2 separate regions of the Homo sapiens genome follow, and region 2 is linked to region 1. The links are chromatin loops, found by intact Hi-C in ENCODE. Cell type or tissue: heart left ventricle. All regions are shown on one strand.

Region 1 (8,000 bases):
TGTAAGCAAGGAGGTGAATTAAGACTTTGTTCCGATGACCTACACAAAAGACGATGATGGCTTGACCAAGAGGTAACAGGGCAGTTTTAGAAAAGGAGATGGATATGTCTACCAGAATTGACTCAATCTTATGATTGATTGAAATTGCCAAGTAAGGGAGACAATGCAATCAAGAGTGACACATAGATTTCTGGCTTAGGTAATTAGGTAGATGGGGTTGACATAAAACGAGAAACTTACAGGGGGAAATGTTCTCCCAGGGAGAGTGTTATTTTTGAACAAGATGAATTTGAATGGGCTCTAGGCTACCTAGTAGAAAAATTATGTAATATAATCAACTTACTTGAACTCTGTTGAGTTTGAAATAGGTAGCTTCATATTGATACCTATGCTCAATGCTTAGCTTTACAGGTGCTGGCAAAAAGAAAGTGGGTATGAACTGGTTTGGGGTTTTGCCAGAGTTCTTGGAAGAGCAGAATTCAGAGAGATCAAATATTCTCCAAGTAATTAAAGATTGGGTCATGAAATCTAAGCTTGATGGGTTGAAAAATAAGGAGAAAAGAATAGTGGGTGTAGAAAAAGTAGAGAGAGCCAATGAGATATAAGTTTCAGGGAAGTGGAGAAAGAGTTCCAGTGGAAGAAGATTAACAGAGTAACTTGAAAAAAGGAAAATTGTAGTTAAAAATTGAATGTATTTGTCTGGAACTTCTGACGCTATCCTGGATGGATGATGAAATTTTGAATGATGAGAGAGGAAAAGACAAATGTGTAGAGGAAGAAGAGCAGACATGAGAGCCTTGAGTGAGACTCTTAGAACTTCCTACAAATGTCTTTGTAATTGGACTCATGTGTCATCTCCTCTATGAAACTGCAGGTCGCTTAATGTCCAGGTCTGTAACTTACTCTCCCTTCAATCAACAGACGAGCCCACTAGCATGCTGTCATGTGTAAAACAAGGACTCCATAACTAAATCTTGTATCAATAAATGAATGTGGTGATTTGTCTAAAAGTCAGATTATAAAATTACTCAATAACAACCACAGAGCAAGTAGTTCCAAAATGATATAATTCCCAGAATTTTATAGAACATCATTGATTATCTCATAGCCAGAAAAATTCCAAATCTTTTCATGGCTTGTTATCTTCTTGAATTGCCTACTAAATCCTACTGATAAGGTCCTTATAGAGAAGTAATTCTACAGTAGTGTGATTACCAGGTATTAAAGTCTTAAGAAAAAAAAGATTTCCTGTAGCAATAGCTTCATATACAAAATTTTAGAAATAAAGCAGTAGAAAGCATTAGCACAGGCCTAGGACAACTCTAAGCAGGAAATAAAACCTTATATTTTATTTTCATTTTTATTTTCATAGAGAGTAGCAGAAGGGCACCCCTTCTTGAGAATCAGCTTCAAAGGGTGAACAATACTGTCTTTACTTAACAGACAGGCTTTTTAAAAAACAACCTTGAGAGTATCATGCAAACTGACTTTTTAATGGTTTTGGGCAACATGTTTACATTTTAAACTTGTGGGTTTGCATTTTTCTTTATTTTCAAAGTTCAATCTGTCAGCTGGTTGGAATTTGTAATTTATGGCTCTGCAGCAATCCAAAGTTCCTTATCCTTAAGTGATCCCATTCCCAAGGAAGTTTATGTTAGAGAGATTTCTAAAAAATCTTAAAAGTAAAGACAATATTTTGGAATCATTATGTGATGTTTCTAAATATGTTCTTCTATGTTGATATCCCTGTAATTTTTGAAAGATCTTTGATACTACACAATGAGGAAAAAAAGAAATCTTAATCAATGAAATGTCAAGTCCTTAAAATATCTCCCGTAATACTTCCCTTCTGAGTATTTTATTTCAGCTTCAGATGTGTATTTTTCCTCTTAAGTTAATTTCTCTAATCCTTATTGATTCCCTACTATATGCTTGTTACTTCACATAACATTAATAATTAAAAAGAGAAATAATATCAATAACAGTCTCTAACTTGAAGTGTTTATGGTCAGTTGCAGTGAAAATCAACATCAAAACAGGTAATATGAAGTTTAGGACACATTGTTGGGACTACCAGCCAAAAGTCTGGTGAGGTTGAAGATACAATAACATATAGAAGAATACACTGATCATCATTCAGCTGTGTTTTATTTGAGTAAGCTAAACTGCTTTACTTTTGTCCAATGCAGAATTTTTTAACGTTGTATTTATTTGCTTAAAACAAAAGAGTTACTCTATACAAGTTTTGTAGTCCATGATTTCTTTCTGAAACCTTTCAGGATTAAATCAAAATATGGCTTCAGAGTTACAACAGTAACTTAAAAGCACAGAAGCCAAATATTTACCAGAACTGTAAAACTGTAAAACTAAAGTGTAAAACACTTCAGTTTAAAACTATTCACATTATTTCTAGCTTGAAAGTGCTAGAAATACATCAAAATTGGCCTTTATTAATTGAGAAGTTAATTTGACATGTTAGTGACATTTCTCCAGGTTAATGTATTTATTGCAAGAAAATGTGGGTGCTTTATAGGAAAATATTTGCTTAATTTAGGTGAACTATTTTTTTCTTATTTTATTTCTAAAATTTTGTAGAAAGAGAAAATCTCATATTCTGTTTCTCGTTGGTTTCTCATTGGTATAAGTGTGCCCCATGGAGCATTGACTCATTCACATTTCACATAGAGGATGTGTAATTTGGCCCCTCTGGGTAGAGAGAAGCAGATACCCGTGGGTCCAGCATGACCATGTGAAGGTAAGTCTTTCCTTGTCAGCCAATGCATCGCATGAGGGTGCCAAACTTCTGTTGGTGGTAGAGCAGGGGGAGTAGTCTGGACCTGGGAAGTCCCTGAGTTATCGTTACGTCTGTCCCTTAGAAAATAGGCAAGGGCCAGGATCAAAGACAGGATGAATACATAAGCTGGTAGGTATGGGAGGATTTTATATGATGCGTAACTAGGTCTACAACACTATCATTTTTTATTGTTTTTAAAAAACCTTGATATCCTTCTTCACACAGAGTTAGTGGTTTTGTTCTTCAGCTACTTGCACTGAGGCTATAAACTTGTTCAGACTTTACCTTCTGTCTCACAGTATCAGCTATATTGATGATGGTGGCAATTGCTGTAAAATACAACCCCCTAGATGTTAGTGGAGAGTAAAATTTATTCTTGCTCCATCAAGTTCAGTGCAGATATAGTCAGCCTTCAGTGGTGCTCTTCCCCATGGTGAGCCAAAGTTCCAAGCTCCTCTTATGTAGTTATCTTCTACTGTTGCTAAGTATTTCAGAGTCATCTGGAGTCCTGAAGTCTTCTACAAATCCCTTCCATTTGGACATCAAACAAGAGAAGAAGGACCTTTAATGAAATAACTTACATTTTTTCTACCAATATCCCATCAGCCGAAACTACTCTCTCTCCCCACTCCTCCAACACTCTGGAATATAAAACAGATTTATGAGTAACCACCACTCTGTTAGGTGCACTTTGAATTTAGTTCTTTCAAAGAGAAACGGGAATGGGACTGTAGCCACCTCAAGAAATGATACTGGCAAAAGACACATTTGGTATTCCTATTTTATTGCCACAATATGCTGAATTTTGTCTATATTAAGGAAAAGGTATGCTGTATATCTATCAAGGTATATTGTGCTTGGAGATATGTAATACTCTTTGGAAGATTTTACCTTCTTCACTATTAAGGGAATTGGATTTTCCAGTCATTGTAAACTGATATTTTGTAACGTTTAATTCCATGCCATAAAAATAATATCAGGGAAAACAATAGCTGTAAGAAATTTATCAAATGCCTCATCTTAGCTCATTCTTCAAAAGGCGTATTAGTCTAGCTGGACTTCCATGAAGGTAATAAAAGTGGTAAATATCCAGCTAACATTTTGTAAGCTGAAAAAATTTTTCTCCGAAAGTAAAATACAGGTCACTGTGTGGTAAAAGAAAATACTCATACTAGCAGAGTACTTAATATAGTAGTTTTATGTGGAAAACATGATGTCTTTACTAGGTGTAGTTAGTGCTTAGCACATAATGTTATGAATACATGTCTGCTAAACAGTGCGATTCTGGCTATCTATAAATATCTGCTTTTGCTTGTATGACCTGAATATTAATGGCAAACTTTCCTATAGAATGAAAATGATTAATGAGACTCCTGACTAAGCTGGGGACCTAATTATTTAAGGCCAATTTTGTAATGTTCACTTAGCTCTCATGTCAATTACTATATTTCCAAAAGGAGACCTACCAATTGCTAATTATATCAATATTCATATAATCCGATGACAAATACTCACATTTTGTGGACGATTGCATCTTCCAAAATGGCCCGTCTTTCATGCTCTTGTTAATGTGATCTTGATTTTCCTCCCATTGCCCATGGTAATGTGCTGCCACCCCTAACCCCAAGTGTTTCAGCAGAGTAGATTTTTGTGACTATTTCAACCAATAGAATAAGCTAAAATGACGCCATGACAATTCCAAGGTCTGGTTGTAAAAATGCTAGGCATATTCACTTTGTTCTCTGAGGATGTTTGCTGTCAGCCACCATGCTAGAAAGAAGTCCAAATCTTCCTCTCCAAAAACACCCCCTCTAGATGTCAGTGGAGAGTAAAATTTATCCTTACTCCATCAAGTTCAATGCAGACATTCAGCCTTCAGAGGTGCTGTTCCCAATCATGAGCCAGGGGTCCAGGTTCCTCTAAATAAACTTCTAGGTAAAAATATTTCTAAATAAACTAACATGTTTTGCCCATTTTTAAATTGGGGTTTTAGAAAAGCTATTACTGAGTTTACAACTATTATTAAGATATGAATTAGACAAGAAGAGGCCACTTTAGGAGTTCTAATGCACAGCTCGGTTTAGGTTTCAGCCAACAACCTGCGTCAACAACCACACATGTGAGGAAAGATGTCTTCTGAAGATTCCAGCCTCCAGCCAGCAAGCCTTTCCAAGTATAACCCTAGGTATTGTGGAGAAGAGGCAAGCCATGCTGAACCTCAGAATCCGTGACAGTAATTTACTAGAATCCAATATTAGTAAAATAGTATTTTTTGTAAATACTAGATTTGAGATAATTTGTTATGTAGCCATGGTAACTGAAACATTCTTTATTCAAACATAACTAGATCCCAACTTTCCATTAAACTTTTTCATTAGTGTTTTTCCTAACTTTAACAGTATTTACATACATACTTTATCTTCAATTGTTCCAGTTGACTTGACTTCCACCAACTATATAGCACAGAAAAATTCTCCTTTAAAAATTATAAACATACATTCAGTCTTCAGGTTGACCCTGGTTTTCTTTCTGAATATTTTTGACTTAACTGCTGTTACATGTTTGATTATACAATACACTAGATTATGTAAGAGTAAAATTATTATTGATAATTTCTAAACTAATAGATTTAGTTCAGGGTCATAGCACTAATAGTCCCAGTGCATAGCATAGGACTTACACATGGTAAATGGTCAATAAATATTGCATGAATAAATGCATGCACAGACACTTTTAATCTGTTTTGAAAATTTAGTTAGAATACTGTAAAAAAAAACTATGTAATATTCACTGTTAATTCTAAATGCAGATTTGAGATTTAGCTTATATGTGCTTTTATAGTCTTATTCATTTGACCATCTAAATATTTGACTATGAAATTGAATAAATTTGTATTACTGTCTCATCCTATATTATAAAAACTGTAACTTATTATTTTTGTGGCTTATTATTCACTTATTAAAACTATTCTGGTCATTTCAATAATGGTGATGATGATAACAATAGCAGCTAGTGTTTCTTGGACACTTACTTGTACCAGAAATTGTCCTAAGTTCTTCTTGTGCTACTAAATTAATTTACATGTATTGGGATATAATTTACTCATAGACAAATTAATTCCTTTTGGTTGTACAGTTCTATGCATTCTGATAAATGCATGTAGTCAAGAAATCATCATTACATTTAAGACATAGAGCATTTCCATCATCTAAAAAAATTCCCTTATGCAAGTTTGTGGTCAATTCTTTCTCCCATATTCAGCCCTTAACAAACAATGGTCTCTTTTCTGTCCATATAGTTTTGCCTTTTCCAAAATGTCATACGAGTGAAATCATACTATATGCACTACCATTTGCTTCTGGTTTATTTCAATTAGTCTAATACATTTGTGAATCATTAATGTTGTTGCATTGCTGTTTTTTATTCCATTGTTTAGATGTACCATAATTTGTATAAATATTTTCCTTATTGATGGACATTTGGCTTTAATTTGGGTAATTAGGAGCAAGACTGATATAAGCATGGGTGTATAGATATTTATACAAACATATGCTTTCAATTCTCTTTTATATCCACCTAGGAGTGGTATTGCTGTGTTGTATGCTGAATAGATGTTTAACTTTATGAGAAAGCATCAAAGTATTTTCAAAAGTAGCTGCATCATTTTCAAAAATAGCTGTGTCATTTTGCATTACCACTAGCATTGCATGAGATTTCCAATTGATCTGCATGCTCACCACAACTTGATACTACCAGTTTTGCTTTAAAGCCATTCTAACAGATGTACGCTACCACATCGTGGTCTTAATTTGCATTTCCCTAAATAAAATGATGTATAGAATCATTTCATATGTTAATGTGCATCCACATATTTCCTTGAATAAAGTTTTATATTTTGCCCATTTTTAATTTTTTATCATTATTCAGTTGTGAAAATTTTAAATATATTTTTAGTAACAGACTTTCATTTTATATATATATATGTTTTGAAATGTTTTCTACCAGACTGTGACTTTTTCTTTGATTTTTTTAACAGTGTCATTCAAAGAGCAAATCGTTCTTTTTTTTTTAATTTTGTTGAATGCCAATATATTTCATTTTCCTTTTATGATTCATGTTGCTGGATGTTGAGTCTAAACTTAACCCAAGGTTGTCTCTTGGGTTTTTTTTTTTTGGACATCTCCTTGGAGATGTTTTATAATTTCTGCATGTGGTGCAAGGTGTGATTCACATTTATTTTTGCATATAGACGTACAATTTTTGCCACATCATCTGAAAAACCACGTTGAATTATTTCATCTACATAATTCTAGATTTTATAATCCTAAAACATGAGATTAATTAAATAACCCAGAGGTACACATTGTACACCTTGAATATATACAATTTTTTTTTTTTTTTTTTTTTTGACACAGGGTCTCCCTCTGTCACCAGGCTGGAGTGCAGTGGCAAGATCTCAGCTTACTGCAACCTCCGCCTCCCAGGTTCAAGCAATCCTCCTGCCTCAGCCTCCCAAGTAGCTGGGACTACAGGCATGCACCACCATGCCCAGCTAATTTTTGTAGTTTTAGTCAAGACAGGTTTTACCATGTTGGCCAGGATGTTCTCAATCTCCTGACCTCATGACCTGCCCGCCTCTGCCTCTCAAAGTTCTTGGATTACAGGCGTGAGCCACCACGCCCAGCCAAATATATACAATTTTTTATTTGTCAATTCTACCTTGATATAGCTGAAAAAGAGAAAAGGCAATTTATTTGCTCCATCAGCTGACAGTTGTTGGCATGTTGTGGAATACAGTATATAAGACCAATATACTTTGTGGTTGTATTCTCCTTCTTTTATGTTAATCATTTGTGTAAAATGATTCCCTTTATCTGAAGAGATTATAAGCAGAATCCTGTGTGATGGCTCAAATATTTAGTAAACTTTGTGGTAGTGTAACTGGCTTAGGTCTTGAGGTTAGGAACAGGAAGCCAATACCTAAAATATAATCAAGGTGAATCATGTCCCTTTTAGAGCAGAAGTCCAAGGGTAGCAACTTGCTACCAAATGCCTGGTTGGTTATCTTAAGGTGCCATATTAGAGACTGACAGTTGATCTCAGTTGCTAAGTTATTGGGAATTTTACTAGAGAAGTAGCCAGATCAACCTTATTGAGTGGGATTCTGTGCTGTCAGGCCCTGCATGGCTCCATCTCCACTACCGTG
Region 2 (8,000 bases), 500 kb before region 1:
CTGTTTTCACTCTATTCAATCTTGCAACTGCACTCTTCTGGTCCGTGTTTGTTACGGCTCAAGCTGAGCTTTTGCTCACCATCCACCACTGCTGTTTGCCGCCGTTGCAGACCCGTCGCTGACTTCCATCCCTCCAGATCTGGCAGGGTGTCCACTGTGCTCCTGATCCAGCGAGGCACCCATTGCCACTCCCGATCAGGCTAAAGGCTTGCCATTGTTCCTGCACAGCTAAGTGCCTGGGTTCGTCCTAATCAAGCTGAACACTAGTCACTGGGTTCCATGGTTCTCTTCCATGACCCATGGCTTCTAATAGAGCTATAACACTCACCGCATGGCCCAAGATTCCATTCCTTGGAATCCGTGAGGCCAAGAACCCCAGGTCAGAGAACACGAGGCTGCCGCCATCTTGGAAGCTCTATGAGCAAGGACCCCCCAGTAACAATACGATGACAAAATCACTTACCAATGCTTTTCTCAGAATGTATCCCCATTGTTAATTGATGCATGACTGTGTGTGTATAAGTATTTATCGCCAAAAGAAGAAATAGATTTCAAATTTCCATATTGTATCACTGAGGCAAGAAATATAAAGACGTCAGTCATATGACTTTTCACTTAAGGAAACAAAATGGACTCTTGAGTAGATAAATATGATGATTTTTTGGAACTCATCAACATCATTCTCATGATTCCTGATATTTATCAAGCACTTACTATATGCAGACACTGACCTATCTATTCACATTTATTTAGCTTGGCCAAAATTTATCCCTGTATTTTTAAGAGAATGTTTCAACAAGGAAAAGATAAATATATGACAATCTTTTACATCTTTACAAAAACCCTATAAACATTTCTACCTGGAAGAAGAATGTGACACTAACCCAAATTTAAGCAGCTGGTGCACATCCAAATTCAAGGCAACTGCACAAGCTATATATACTTTACATTAGAAATTAGAGACCAAATAAACAGAAGCAGGTGAACCAAAAGAACATTACAAGAGATTTTCAGACACCCATTAAACACAACAGCTCTGTTCTGAACAACTCCTGTGCGATAAGGGAAGAGCAAGAACTCACGTGGTATGAGAAATACTGCAATAAGAAGGCTCAAGTAAATCCCTTTTTGGGTCTATTTTTGCAAAATTAAGAATTAAAAAAAAGAAAATTTGAGACAGCACATAGAAAAAATCAAAAGCATAAAGGAAAAAAGCCTATAAGTTTTTAAGAGAATAGAAAATAACTTTAATGAATTAAGCTTATACCCAAATGCCATTTCTGAGTGTCTGTAGGACATGCCTTTTGAGGGAAAATTGAGTCTGTCAGTCACCTCTTCCCTGTGTTAAGCCTAGGTGCCAATACTTGCCTGAGGTTTAAACACAGACTTGAAGGTTTTAGAGGTTTTAGTACCATTAAAACCAGATTTGAAGTTTTTAATACCACTAAAACAAAAGAAATTAGATTTTTCCCATCAACTATATGTCAAATCACAGATGTCTGTCTGTTCACTTTATTTGCATATAGAAAAGAGTGCATAATGAGAAGAACTTCTCTTAAAATGCTATGCCTTTTTAGCCATTTCTTTACTATTTTTTATAATTTTATTATGCTCTTCTTCCCCACTTTATATTTTGTACACTCTAGTTAAAACAAGTACACAAATCTTATTATTTTATAAGAATATTGCAAATGGTTGTTGACAGCTTCAAGTACTTCAGTGTATGCATACATTTCATGGTTTTTTTTTTTTTTTTTTTGATGGAGTCTCACTCTGTCACCAGGCTGGAGTGCAGTGGTGGGATCTTGGCTCATCACAACCTCCGTCTTCCGGGGTTCAAGCGATTCTCCTGCCTCAGCCTCCTAAGTAGCTGGGACTACAGGTGCGGGCCACCATACTCAGCTAATTTTTTTTTTCTTTTTGATAGAGACAGGGTTTCACCATGTTAGCCTGGATGGTCTCGATCTCTTGACCTCATGACCCGCCTGCCTTGGCCTCCCAAAGTGCTGGGATTACAGGCGTGAACCACTGCACCTGGGTGCATAATTTCCATGTTAAGAAACTGGAGGAAAAGAAGTTTTCTTATCAATTCAAATGACTTTTAAAAGATTGTATCATTTTTCTGTGACTTCGTCAATTTTATTTTCTCTCTTTTTTTCCCTCCTCGCTTCTTTCCTTCCTCTCTTTTTATATTTTTATTTATTTATTTTTCTATATACTGTGCTTAACACAGATTTTTTAATGTTTATTAAATTCCTACTTTGTGTCAGGTGCTGTACTGGACACTAATGGTATATACTTTGCACCCAAAGACTTCACAGTCTTATCAAGAATTGCTAGAATACTTCTGTTTTAGTGTAGTTAGTGATCTACAGGGAAAACAGACAGAATAGAGGGGTTGGGACCATTAACTCTGTTCAAGGGTGCGGGGAGGAGGGAGCAGAGACGTTTTACAAAGGGAGAGTTATTGATCTGATTTTCTTCATTATATTATTTTGAGACTTGATAGATGTATCTTGTATGTGAATAATATTTCCGTTTCTGTTTCTTCTGTAAAAAGTTAAGTATATGGAACACTTCACTTCTTTTGGAAAGGTCACGTGTTCTAGAAAAGATTTTTCAGTTGAGGTTCTACTCATTTACATTAGCACATTTTAGTCTGTGTAGCTTAGTTTCTGCATTCTAAATTGTCCTTATTAATCGTTCTTCTGTTTTGAAGCAATATAAAATCTATATGACCACACACAGATATTCACATATGAAAAGAGTTTATTACTAAGAAATATAGTTTAGCAGTTTCAGGAAATAACAAAGAAAATTATGCTAAACCTAATTTTAAAATCTAAATCTAAATTATGCTAAAATCTAATTTTAAAAGCATAATGAGTAGCTATTGTTTAACTCTTCCTGCTTATCTGTAAAACTTTTCTTTAGCATCATTTGAGAATTTTATCAATGCCTCTTTGTTCTTTGAAAAAAGGAAAAATTATGAGAGCTTATAAAACTCAAACCCTAAAGTGTCATTCACTACTTAGTTTAAAGAATGAATCTGGGGCATTTTTTCATTGTAACGAAAAACTTTAAACTTGGAGTCTTCAATTTAATATTAAAATATTTTAAATATTTTGCATTAATATTTTCTCCTTTACATATGGTTTACTTATTCTCTTTATTCTCTTTTTTTTTTTTTTTTGAGACGGAGTCTCGCTCTGTCGCCCAGGCTGGAGTGCAGTGGTGTGATCTTGGCTTACTGCAAGCTCTGCCTCCCAGGTTCACGCCATTCTCCTACCTCAGCCTCCCAAGTAGCTGGGACTACAGGCGCCCACCACCAAGCCTGGCTATTTTTTTGTATTTTTAGTAGACATGGGGTTTCACCGTGTTAGCCAGGATGGTCTTGATCTCCTGACCTCGTGATCCACCCACCTCAGCCTCCCAAAGTGCTGGGATTACAGGCGTGAGCCACTACACCCAGCCTACTTATTCTCTTTAAAATGATTGTGTGTAAGTAATAGGAAAAGGCTTTTTGACTTCTTGTATTTTTTCCCTACTTTTCTAATTATTTTTGTTAAGGATGGTACATAATAGTGAAATGGTTGATGAGCAGAATCTTATCTTCCTAAGAAAAAACTTGTTTCCACTTCCTTTTCTTAGAGAAGAGGGAAATGCATATATTGAGAAGTAAAAATTACAAATGAAAAATAATTTAGTTTTTGTCCTATACTTATTTTTTGTAGACTACATTATATAGCTATATTTATATGTATACACACAAACATTCATACATTAGAGCAATCAATATATGCCTTTACTTATATTTTTACAAATTGTGATAGTCTTACAGTCTTGAATTATTATCTCAATTGGCACTTTGAATAATATATCATTTTTAATGTGAATCATTTGAGGAGTAGAAAAGTGCCATTTGAATGCAATATGTATTAAACCCAAAAGGTCTTTTTTCCTCATTCATTCTCTGGTAGATATTAATGTAAGTGTTAATATATAGGCTCAATGGTTCCCCAAGAAATCTAAAATAATTAAGAAAATAATCACAATGAAAAATGAATTTTTCTGATTAATAAATGAGTCAAAGACATAAATCATTCAAAAAAATTAGACAATCCAAGGCAAACATATATAAAATATTTTTAACAATACTTGAGTAAAATTGATTTAGCTATAACTCACAATAATGATGATGATAGTGGTGGTGGTATAATAACTCACATTTACTCACTACTGGGGTTTTCAGGCACTACATTAAATACTTCCCATGTATTAGTTTATTTCTTCAAAAGCGCCCTCTGTAATATTTTCTATTAATCGTTGGAAGCTTAGAAATGTTAATTGACCTGCCTAAGGTCCCATAGCTAAGAAGCAGTTTATGTAGTCATTATAAACTGTCTACCAAATATTTCTGGTTCTCTTTCCAAGCACATGTTAGTATTGTACTTCCCTACCCACTTGAAGTTAGGTGTGTCTGTGTGACTTGCTTTAGTAAACTGTGAGCCAAGTGACTTAAATTGGCCAATAAAATGAAAGCAGAGTATGACTTCCAGTTGGAAACTCTGAAGCCACTGAGTGCTTTGCCACGCTCCCTTTCTTTTCCTCTGTAATGACAATGCTTATGTCAAAATCACTGGCTGCTCTATAAGCCTGAGTCTTGGAAGAATGACAGTGACAGCAGAGCTTACAACCATAATGGACAAGCAGATTCAAGATGCTGGCAGGTTCAGTGTCTGGGGAAGATTGATTTTCAGTTCATAGATAACTGTCTTCTAGCTGTGTCCTCACCTGTTTGAAGGGGCTGGGGGTCTCTCTTGGGCCTCTTTTATAAGAGTACTAATCCCACTAATTAGGGCTCTTCCCTCAATGACCTAATCACTTTACAAAGGTGGCTCCTCCTAATGCCATCATCTTGGTGAGGCAGGAGAATAGAGTCTGGAGGCAGGAAACCTGAGACCAATTTATGCTGACTTCCTAGAATTAAATCTAAAGGAAACCCCAACTTTCCATGCCCAAATAACAAAAGGATCAACGGCTACTCCTTTGGCAGCCCTCCCCTTTTGTGCTTTGCAGATAAAAAGTGGAAAGTACCTCTGATAGGTCCCCTCCTGTAACCAGTCAGTCTGGTGGTGGGCCTAGTCTAAATTTGCATAGGGATATAACTTTGTAACTTCACTTCAGCCTCTGATTGGTTGCCTTCCATAACCAATCAGACTGGTCGGGGGCCACTCACCACGTAACCAATGGGAAACCTCTAGAGGGTATTAAAATCCCAGAAAATTCTGTGACCAGCACTCTGGAGCCGCTTGCTTGAGTCTGCTCCCACTCTGTGGAGTGTACTTTCTTTTCAGTAAATCTCTGCTTTCATTGCTTTATTCTTTCATTACTTTGTCTGCATATTTTGTCCAATTTTTTGTTCAGAATGCCCAGAACCTGCACAATTGGTAGTCAAAACCCTCCGCCTGTAACATTAGGGGTTAGGATTTTAACATATAAATTTTGGAAGGGACACAAACATTAAGAACATAGCACTATTTTACTGAAAACTAAGAAAATCAAGTAAAAACTGTATACAATATAATAGCATTGTCATAACTTTCACATATATAAAAAGCAAGTAGTTTAAATACATAATGTAAGAAAAGCTCCCTTCACAACTATAAAAAATTATTAAAATCTTAAAAAGGAGCATGAAAAAATATATTAAAGATTTGCTGAAAAATAATAAAGTTAAAATAAACAACTCGTGTGGGATGCAGAATGATTTGATCAAATGATGTCATACCTTACTGTGGAAGGCTGAGTCCATGGAAAACTCAACATTATAAAAATATTAGTTCTCCATAACTTATACACTTAACATGATCACAATAAAAATATTAACAGAATATTTTTTAGAGGGAACTCAGAATAGCAAGTTTAAAATTTATGTGGAAGAACTAATTCAAAGGAGTTTAGCTTTTGCTTAGGATGTATAAAACTGTCAGAGAACACTGTTAGAAGAATCTGGATGATCAACAAAATCATAACTTTTCTTGAACTGTTCATAAAGCTGCAGTCATAAGGAACTAACTACACTAAATTCCAAAGTATAACAAACCCTTCCGAGGCGAGAACTCACAATTTTTTTTTCACCATTAGTAGGGCACTAAGAAGAGTTACCTACTGCAAAGGTGAGTAAGAAAAAAAAAAAAGCGAAGTATTAGCCAGCATGTCAGAGAGTCCAAACATGAGAAAGCTCTGCACTCACTCACAAGCTGGACGTTTTCCTCCCCTTGGTGATGCTAGGTACAAAGCTCTACCTACTTTCTAGAATTATCTCTTATTTGAAGCCAAAGTTAAAGGGGAAGAATCCACTAACTGTGGGTGTAAACTAAAACAAAACTATCTTCCTTGAGCATAGGAAGGGAAAACAAAGTGAAAGAAAACATTCCACTCCCGGAGGAAAGGGGAAGAGACCCAGGAAGAGGTGAGATTTCTGTTTGATTCCAAAGACAGGGAAAAGCCAATGTGTTAGTTCAAAGGTAGTCAGGTAGGAAGAATTCTTTCTTACTAGGGAGAGGGCCCACCTTTTGTTCTATTTAAGCCTCTGATTGATTGGACAAGGCTCACTCACATAATGGAGTTCAATCTGCTTTACTCACTCCATTGATTTAAATGTTAATCTCATGTAAAATATCCTCCCAGAAACACTCAGAATAATGTTTGAGCCCAGATCTGGGCACCCTGTGACCCAATCAAGTTCATAGATAAAATTAACCATCACTATGTGCTTTTGCGTGTGTGTGTGCGTGTGTGTGTGTGTGTGTGTGTGAGTGACAGGGTCTTGCTCTGTCACCCAGACTGGAGTGCAGTGGTGTGAACATGGCTCACTGCAGCCTCAACCTTCTGGGCTCAAACAATACTTCTACCTTAGCCTCCTGAGTTGCTGGGACCACAGGTGTCAGACTTCATACCCCACCAGCTTTTTATAATATCAAAGAATCAAAGAATGTTAAAATATAAGCAATTTCAGATACATTAGAATACAGGTATATGATTTAGTGCTATGTTGCATAAAAATGCCCTGAGAAGAAACTTTAAAGTCCTGGTAAATTTTTATGATATACTTTTAACTTATTAAAATGTTTACAGAGCATTATGTTTTATATGCCTTTTTAAACTATGTAAAAATGCATGAAAGACATGCAGATATGTATATGTGAATGAATGTCTGCATAATATATATATTGTGTGTATATATATGTCAAACAAACCAATTTTCTTGTTATACTGGTAAAATGGTGTATTTCTATTAAAATGATAATTATATTTTATAGAAATACATAGAAAATACTACAGAAAATGCTAAGTCAAAAGAAAGGGATACAATAAAGAATAAAGAAACATACGGCATGTTTCATGTAGTCCATCTTCCACAAATTTCAAAAATGACATTTTTGTTGTATGAGTTTGTTTGCCCCTTTGGCGCTTCAAACAAAGCTTCCTAGTCATTTAGAAGATAAAATTCAAACTCCTGTTGTGCCCTGGGACAACCTGTCTAGGGTCAACTCTCAGAAGCCCTTCTTGCCCTGTGAATTCTCATGGTACCTAACTCTGTTGTTTTCTGCACACACAATGCTGCTTTATATCTCTGTACTTTTACCTAGTCTATATTCCCTTCCTAGATCGATCTTGAAACATCCTTTACACTCTTGTGAACCTGAAAAACATTTATTATTTTTAGTACTCTGCTCTTCTGGTGACATCATGTTGACGAAATCCCACATGGTGTCAGTTTTCTCCTGAGAAACAAACAGGCTGAGGTAGGAACATCTTCCTTTCTTCTATTTTTATTGCTATATATATAGTTATTTTATTACCTTTTATACGTATAAAATTTCTGTAATTGTTTGGTTACTGATACAGTTTTCACACAGGAGTGTAAACTTCTCAAGGACAGTAGTTGTATCTTATCACCACCTGTAACTAAAAAAAAAATTCTCAGGCACTCA

Evidence for each region. A loop is a pair of places that touch in the nucleus more often than their neighbours do. Peaks named below come from ENCODE experiments on the same cell type or tissue, not always from the same donor. Only the 100,000 strongest peaks of a DNase experiment are listed, where the experiment ranks them.
Region 2: a loop joins it to region 1, with 2.3 times the contacts of the local background. A loop is called at or near these places in 2 of 110 quality-filtered maps.

Annotation. Positions count from the first base shown.
Region 1 is chr21:27,357,835-27,365,834 of GRCh38, forward strand. LOC124905003 (a long non-coding RNA gene) reads right to left here and starts at 6,698. Exons shown (of 2, transcript XR_007067831.1): 1 at 3,080-6,698. In heart left ventricle, a CTCF peak has its summit at 4,610 (motif pointing right); no DNase peak of the experiment used is centred here.
Region 2 is chr21:26,861,566-26,869,565 of GRCh38, forward strand. All of the region lies in intron 1 of LOC105372760 (a long non-coding RNA gene), which reads left to right. Among named protein-coding and RNA genes, the nearest start is that of ADAMTS1, 20 kb to the left of the region's middle. In heart left ventricle, no CTCF peak of the experiment used is centred here; no DNase peak of the experiment used is centred here.